2 separate regions of the Homo sapiens genome follow, and region 1 is linked to region 2. The links are chromatin loops, found by intact Hi-C in ENCODE. Cell type or tissue: natural killer cell. All regions are shown on one strand. Each heading gives the region's core, and the rest is flanking DNA. Links, peaks and the distances in the headings are about the cores only. Region 1 overlaps CFAP45 (cilia and flagella associated protein 45). Region 2 has its middle 15 kb from the start of OR10J1.

Evidence for each region. A loop is a pair of places that touch in the nucleus more often than their neighbours do. Peaks named below come from ENCODE experiments on the same cell type or tissue, not always from the same donor. Only the 100,000 strongest peaks of a DNase experiment are listed, where the experiment ranks them.
Region 1: a loop joins it to region 2, with 5 times the contacts of the local background. A loop is called at or near these places in 3 of 110 quality-filtered maps.

Annotation. Positions count from the first base shown.
Region 1 is chr1:159,879,623-159,884,023 of GRCh38, forward strand. It overlaps CFAP45 (cilia and flagella associated protein 45), which reads right to left. Exons shown (of 12, transcript NM_012337.3): 8 at 932-1,078. Among named protein-coding and RNA genes, the nearest start is that of MIR4259, 18 kb to the right of the region's middle. In natural killer cell, for the core only: no CTCF peak of the experiment used is centred there; a DNase peak (open chromatin) is centred at 2,429.
Region 2 is chr1:159,422,259-159,426,659 of GRCh38, forward strand. It overlaps a transcript of OR10J1 not described here. Among named protein-coding and RNA genes, the nearest start is that of OR10J1, 15 kb to the right of the region's middle. In natural killer cell, for the core only: no CTCF peak of the experiment used is centred there; no DNase peak of the experiment used is centred there.

The sequences.
Region 1 (4,401 bases), core at 189-4,188, 460 kb after region 2:
TCCCCAGCATCCAATAAGAATACTAAAGCCAATAAGTGAGCTTCGCTGAGCTTCATTTTCTGTGGTTTGTATTCAGAACATATAGGTGTACCAAATATGCCATTCAAATTATACTCACACCCTCCCCCTGGCCTTCTTTAAAAATCACTACTATAGAGGAGCATAGAGAAGTACAATGTGTTTCTGTCATCATGGAATTTCAAAACTAGCAGGGCAGACAAGATCAACACATGAAGAATTTAATAACTTTCCTGCCACCTTGAGTACTTCCTCCTCTTTTTACATAAATCCATGTTCACTTTATCTATACCACTCTTAAAAGCCTTCTTCTACTCTCCAATCCCCGTAGATCCCAATCATTTTATTACTCAATTTTGCCCCAGAATGAGCTGACACATTCATGAGCTACATCCATCTGCAACTGTCTGCAGGTATGGCTCTCTCCTCCACTGTGCATTTGCTCTGTCATATAGGTTCTTTGGTGGGAGATGGGGGAAGACTATTTTCTGAGTCTAGCACCCAATACAGGATGTCCAATATAGGCATTTGCACAAGAAATTTATGTAACCGCTGACTCATGATTACCGGGGGTATAATTACGCAAGTCATGACAAATCCACAAAAAAACTCACTTTCACCAATAGTTTCAGTTTTCTTTTCTGCCTGCATATGGCCCTCATCCCAACTTCTAATCAAAGGTGTTAATGAGGTTAAAGCTAATTTGGTTGTCCTTTCTAGGCTGTCTCTGTTAACGAACAAGTGGACTGGCTAAGATGAAGAGACAAAGAAGCCAGGCCCTTGAACTAAGGATGTGCATCTTAGAATGAAGGTGCGGCTGCCTTCCACTGGAGTTCCCTTAGTTCTCAGGCCCTCCTCTCCCTGTGACAGACATTCCATTCCTAACCAAAGGTCCCAGAAACCAAGTCCCTACCATCTTCTTCTTGGTAAACTCCATCACCATCTGGTCTGCCAGCTTCTCCTGAGCCAGCAGTTCTGCTTTCTGTTTCTGGTTTTCATCATTGATGCGCTTAATCTCAGCTTGCATCTTCAGTTTTTGTTGCTGCCTTCGTTCCATGTCCTGCCAGCAAAAGAAAGAGAGCCTCAGAGTACAAAGAGGTAAGACAAGAAGCCACTGGCATCCAGGGATAGAGAGATGCAGACAGAGGAGGGGGCAAATGCATTGCCTGCAGTCTAGTGTCCACAACTATCCTTTGTTAAAGCTGTTTTTTCAAGGGTCATAAATACCCTCTTCAACCAAATGGCCTATTTACAGTCTTCATCCAACTTGACTTTGTGGCAGCCCCTGATGCTATTGATCTCTATATTTTCAGGAAGCAGAAGCTCTTAAAGTTCCATACAATTGCCTCTCACATGTTTTGCTAAATCCTACCCCTGTGGCTTTGCTCATGGTGCTTCTCCTGCCTTCAATGTTCCTCTCCCATTTAAACCTAACTTTCACTCTCCAGTCAATAGTGACGACTGAAATAATACATATTGCCTTAATTGAGTGCTTTCTATTTCTTGAGCACTGTACACAGACTATCTCTAATACCTAAATATGTCCAAAAATCCTAAAAGGTAGGTAGGCCTTGTTATCTCTCTTGCTCCAATAAAGAAACTGAGGCCCAGCATTGAAGTGACTTCCCCACCGGCCACACAGCTTATAATCTCCAGAGCTAAAATTTTGAAACCTGTTCTGTCTAAATTAAAGTATCAACCTTCTCTGGAAATCTTGCTTGATTGCCTCAACTTTCAATTCTCTCTCCATTTCTAAATTCTCTCTGCACTTAAGGTGGCGACACACCTCTTGCAAGGTGATCATACACTGCCTTGCAGGTCCCCACTCATTTCATATGTGTTCGCTCTGCCCCAGTTACAGGACAAGGGACCTTGTGTCACACATCCTCTCTTCCCCAACAACATGTAGCCCAATGCAAGGAAAATAGCAAATATTCGATAAACCATTGATAAATGAGGCAGGAAAGGTAGGACCAAAGTGAGAGGCATGTGAGAAAGGAAAGAAAAAAAGTTCTTAGACACAGGGAAACATTTGACGGAGATCAGAGTACCAATGTGAACAAGGTCGTTTTTAAGGAAGGATCCCCCTGCCTTTCCCAGACCTGAGCCTTCAACAGCTCTCAATGATCAGACCACTTCTGAGCCAAGCACATTCTCAGGTGCAGAGGGGCATCGGAATTAGGGGAACAGCTGGCCCCCCAATCACCTCCAATCAATCTCAGACTCCTTAAGTTCTTCTATTGATTAACTCACCCCACCTCCCACACTGTTTCCAGCTCCCTCCATTTCTCCAAAGACTAAATCCCTCCCTGGCCTTCCAGGTCTTCCTCAGCCCAGCTGCTGCCCTGATTCATCTAACCAAGGTAACTCTCCCTGTGTGTCTTCCTGTAGTGCTGGCTCTCTGCCAGCTTGGCTCACTGCCCAGTTCAAGGCTTCTTCCTTCAGGAAGGCTTCTGAACCAGAGCGGTATGGCAACTCTCTGCCTCTGAGGTCCATGTGGTGCGTGAGTCACAGACATTCCCTCTCTCTCTCACCATACTCATTTCTTTGCTCACTCCACTTTTCCCTTTCTGCCCCTCCAACTCTCTCGCTCCTTTTCCCCCTTCTCCCTTTCTTCCTTTCCTTCCTAACTGCTTCTCACTGATTTTAGGCCTGCTATTTGTATCCCAGACATCATTTAATCTCACTGGCCCTCAAAGCTAAAGATGCTGTTGATTTCTGATGTATGACATACATACAATCATGTATTTATTTACTTCTTTCCCTATTTATTTACTTTTTGGATTGTTGTTTTTGTTGGCTCATTTCAATTCCAAGACACCAAAGGACTTTCCCTGTTTCTTTTGAAGCCCTTCCAAAGCAACCCCAGATAAATTCCCTTCACTCTTTCCCCCTTTGTTAGCAAGGTGGGAAACGCTGCCCTTCGTACCACCATGAGATGATACAGTAGGTCTAAAGCTGGGAAGGCACAGGTTTCCTTGCTAAAGTTGCCCAATAATACTTCCTGGAGACTCAGGGAGTGCCTGTTAGAAGGACATTAAAAGGATAATGACACAACATCAACATAATGGTGCTGACTCATGGACTCCTAGAACTTCCTCAGTGAGCCCACTAATTCCCACTCCCCACATCTAGTTGGATTTTCCTGCCCTCACTTCTCACCCACTACCTTGCATATTTGCCCCATAACTTTCCTTCTTGGCCCTTTCCCACTCTCTCTCCCCTGAGCCAGGAAATGGAGTAACTTGGCCAGGTCTCTCATTGCCTTCACCCTGCTATTCTCCTTCTCATGCAGTTCACAGAGCTGTGTGCCCCTTCAGTTTCCCAACTACCCAGGTGATCTTCATTGCACTTCTCTAGCAGCTCCTCACACTGCAGATGTGATGAGAAGGCTTCATAATTACAAGTCTGCCCACCTGCAGCACTCTTCACGTCCCCCTGTCACTCACCACCATCAAATGCACTAGCTGATGACAACTTGACAATTCATAAACACAGGGGAGGGAGAGAATCGTAAAAGAATACGTGTTCCACAAGTTAAATGGCACCATGAGGAGGCAATCATACAAATTCAGAATGTGAGATATTCTTAAAGGCAACTGGCCTAGATGCTTCAAAATATCAGTGTTATAAAAATGAATGAAGAACTGAATGAATGAATGAATGAATGAATGGGGGAACTCTTCTAGATCAAAACAAACTAAAGAGACTCAACGGAATGCAATGTGCAAACCTTGATTAACGTCTAGTTTGGAAACAAGAGAGCCAGAAATACATATTTGGAACAATTGGGGAATGTGAATGTGGATTAACTATTAGATGATATTATGGAATCACTGAATTCAAGTTTTTGATGGAGGAGGTGATAATGGTATTGTTGACATGTAAGAGAGTGTCCATGTTCTTCAGAGCTGCAGGCTGAAGCATTTAGTGGCAGAGTGTCAAGATATCTGCAACTTACTTTCAAATAGTTTAACAATAAAATATATATATATATATATATATATATATATACACACACACCTAGAAAGAAACAAGCAACTAAGGTAAATGATTAACAATCATTAAATCTAGGTGAAGAGTTGATGGGTGTGATACAATTTTTTCAACTTTTCTGTGTGTGCAAAATTTTTCAAAATAAAAAATTGAGGAAAAAAATAAATTATCCAAGTGCCTGCCATGTCCCTCACTGTGCTAAAGGGTTTTATACATTGTTACAGCCCAGAGAAGGCATACAGAAGATGACTTTTTAAGTCTTCTTAGTTTGGGCAGGTATGTTGTCATTTCTTTTGCAATAAATATGCTTACTAATTTTATTTGGACTAACAGGAAGAAAAGGTTTGGCTTCACAACACAGTTAATGGCAATGGGATGCTATGTACT
Region 2 (4,401 bases), core at 313-4,312:
CAGGGTGATCCCTAGGCCCCCAGAAGAATGCTTAGATGGGGCAGCAGTGACTGCACTGTGGCCCTACTACTGAGGAGGGTGGAGTTGCTTTCAGTGGAAGCAACCTTAGGCATGTTGCTGGGGACTGTGCATATTGCTTGTGCCTCAACCTTGCACCAGCCTGCAATGGAGGCAGCTGCGAGCTGTGGAATTTTTCCTTGGGGCACTTAAAAGTGTGCAGCCATCCCTCCGCAGGTGAGATGCAGGGGTCTCTGCCCATGGTTCCCACCTTGATCCCAGGAGTAGCAGCGGTAGGTACAGAATGTCAGTGGGGCTTCAGGGATGTGGAGATGCAGAAGCTGTTAAGCCCTAGGGCAGGACAGAGACTGGTGGAGGCTGGGCTCTCAAAATGATGCTGTATTGCAGCTGCACAAGACTCTGGGGGTTGTGGGACCCAGCATGAGCTCCCTCTAGAGCAGTGCCTTTGTGTAGTCCCCAGGAAGTTCCCTATGTAAGTTTCGAACCTTACTAGGGTTGAGCTCCTTTCCTATGGCTAGAGTTGTAGGAGTCTTGGGTGAAAATGAGGACCACTGGGGGGCTTTTCGCTTACTCTTTCCCCACATTAGGGAACCTCTTCAGGCTGCCAGCAGATCCCAGCTGAACAGGCTACATTGCTTCCCTCTCTTTCCTTGCTTCTGGTGCTTCCTATAACTGTTCTGTTGAATTCTAGTGTTCTCAAATGAGCTATTCAAAGTAATTATATACTCACTAATTTGGTTCCTCTCCGTGGAAGAGGTGAATACCAGATGCATCTAGTCAGCCATCTTGAAGCCCCTCTTCTATTTCAATCCTTTCCAATTTTTCAAAACCGAAAATACATTTTTTTTCTTTATACAACAGATGGTTCATGTAGCCTCTTAAAGAACATATCTCCCTTATAAAAGCCATGCTGCTTTTCTCCTACAGGTGATGACAATGCTTCTACACTTTATTATAGAGGCCAATATTTACCCCATCCACTGCCACACACAATATATCTTCTTTCCCATTTAGCTTTTGGTTTACATGCTTGAATTGACTGTGACAATTCTCTGTGGGCCTCTTACATTTCTGTACATCTTGTGAGGACAGGCACTGATGATCCATTGATCTATATGATTTCAAAGATATTTGTATAGGGAACAGCCTTGAAACACAGAGACAGAGACAGTGTCTCCCTGTGGAGCAAAGAGCAGGCAGGCATACTGCATATTATAGCAGATTTAGTCTCCCTAAGCCCAGGATTGCACATTTCTAATATAACTCACTGTACTTCCCATATTCAAGTAAAATACTGCAGATTTACATTTTCCAGAAGGGTTTGAAAGTTGGAGAAGAAGTGCAGTGTAGACAATGAGGAGATTAAGAAAATTCTACAAACCATGCGGAGAGACTTTCCTCCAGTCTCCTTTTCCTTCTTTGACTCCCACAATTCTGGCAACAAGGTTTACAACCACCAGAAAGAACATTAAAGGAATTCTTCCTAGGGAAAAGAAGAATTCTGAGAGAATAAACTTATAGATACTGACGTCTGGGTGCTTCCTAATGAAAACTACTTGCCATTGTATTGCTGTCAATACAAGAAACACACCCAGAACTTTCAATTGGCTTATTAGAGCTTTTTTATTAGATATGAATGGACAGCCAAGGTGGTTTCTAACATTAAAAGCCACACTACATCTGTAATCCCAGCAGTTTGGGAGGCTGAGGCGAGTGGGTCACTAGGTCAGGAGTTCAAGACCAGCCTGGCCAAGATGGTGAAATCCCATCTCTAATAAAAATACAAAAAATTAGCCGGGTGAGGTGGCAGGTGCCCGTAATCCCAGCTACTCAGGAGGCTGAAGCAGGAGAATCGCTTGAATCCAGGAGACGGAGGTTGTATTGAGCAGAGATCATGCCACTGCACTCTAGCATGGGTGACAGAGCAAGACTCCATCTCCAAAAAAAAAAAAGCCACACTGGAACAAGCAAACAGAAAAAATTTAAAAGTTGGAAAAAAATAGAGATAATGCATTAAAGAGGAAATAATTTAATATTTATATATGTGTTAATATGCACATACATATGATTTAAATGCATGTAAATATGCATATATGTATATGTGCATATATGTGTATACATGTACATGAATATACATATATTCAAATTAAGTATGTATTATATATAAATATGTAAATATATAATATAAATATATAAGTATACATATATGTATATTGAAATACATGTATGTGTGTGTATATATACATAGGATGTGTATGCACACATGTTTAATATCCTCAATGAGATGAAAGAACTGAGTGTGTCCGTGAAATAAAAACAGGCTTCTACAAAAAGAAAACTTTGGAAAATAAGACAATTTCTTTCAATGATACATTAACAAATTGGAAGATAATTTTGAGGAAGCCTTCTAGAAAATGTAATAAAAAGATTAAAAAGTTAGGAAATAAGAGACAAAACAATGTGAAGATTGATAGAAGAGGTAGAATGTCCAACAAATATGAGTTCCAAACAGAAAAATAGAGGAAGAACAGCATCAAGGAAAACAGTATTTCAAAATACTTGAAAAATATAAATTGCCAGATTGAGTAACTAACATAGCAAGAAAGAAAATAAGAAAGGAACACACATTGAAGAGTACCATCATGTCACATCAAAATTCTAGGGATAAAGAAAAATGCTAAGAGTTTCCAGACAAAGAAAGGGAGAAAAACACATCGTGTTAAAAGACTGAGACTTTAAATGAAATTAGACTTTTCAACAATTACACTAGAATTTGGTAAACAATGAAACAATGCCTTCAAAATTGTGATATAAAATTATTTCTAAAATAGATTAATACATCCAACAAAATACAACATATGTGGATACAATAAACATATTTTTAGAGAAGTGGACGTTTCAAAAAATTTACATCCCATGTTCTTGTTCTCAGATAGTTATTGAAGAGGTTCTCCATCAAAATGAGGGATCTAGGAAGCAGGGAAACTAACACAGGTGAGAGACAAGAAAATCCCAGCATTTTGGTGAGGAAAAGCTCCAGCACTATAATCATGCAGCAGTCCTAAAGAACAATCAAATTCAGATTTCAGGAGAGTAAAGAACTTCAGAATGGTGGTATTAGGCCAAAAAGAAACAAAATAACTAGAAGGCTAAATAAATAACTAAATAAATATGACCTGGGGAGATTATCTCATGTATTTGACTGTATCTAACTGTATCTATAGAGAAAAGGCTTTATAGTTCTGATGGAGAGTTTGAGAATTGATTCAAGATACTCGAAAACTTAATAACAGAGTTCAATTACAAAAAATTAGCAAGAAAAAAATTGCAAAGAAAGAGATAGGAACTTATAGTAAGCTGCATGGCTCAGTTGTGAAAAATATGTTCATATCATAATAATGTATGTTCTGAAAATAGATTTAATTTTTACTGAAAGGATGACAGGAGAAGTATGTGGGTGTGTTTGTGTTCATGTACACAGAGATGGTGTTGTAAATGAGCTAGGAAGTCAAGAGAGAATGCCTAACATTTAGAAATCAAGAAATATCATTATGTGCATATTTTATACAATATAACAGAAACATAAAGATGCATAACATAAGAAACAGGTAAAAGAACTGAAAGTGGCTGCCTCCAAAAGGCAAGAATTATGTGTGAATAATAACTAACTTTTAAAATAATGTAGTGCTATTTCACATCTTAAATTCTATATTTGGATTATTTAGCAAAAATAAAATTAAACTGTAAAAATTAAGGATGAATGCTGGAGAAATAGAAATGGTGGATATCTAACTGCATAGTGTGCATAGTAAACAATGGAAACAAATTTTAAAAAACAATTAACCAAAAGGCTGGCTAAGAAACAAGTAGATATTAGGAAAACCTAGTAAATAAAAAATATAAAATATGGTGTAAGTAATATTCAAAAATTTATTTAATTACAATAAATATGAATGGATTAAGCTAATTAATGGAAACACAGAGGCTCTCAGACTGAATTTTAATAATCTACCACTTCAATTTTTTAAAATGTATATTAAAATGACAAAAAGTTGGAAAATAAAGAGGCTGAAAATGGTATTCGAGCAGATGAAAACAAAAAGAAAATTGTTGTAATATTGCTCATAACAAACAAAATATTATTTAAAGTGAAAACAACTAAGGAACTTATGATGTTGATAAAATAATTCACCAGGAAGATACTCCATTTATGAATGTATAAGGCCCTAACAACTTAGTTTTAAAATGTACTATGCAAAAACTGATAAAACTACTAAGATAAATTGACAAACACACAATCATAGCTGGAGACAACATTTTTTTTTTGAAACTAACAAAACATTCAATGGTTTAGTAGGACTTAAAAGAGTTGTAGCAATAATT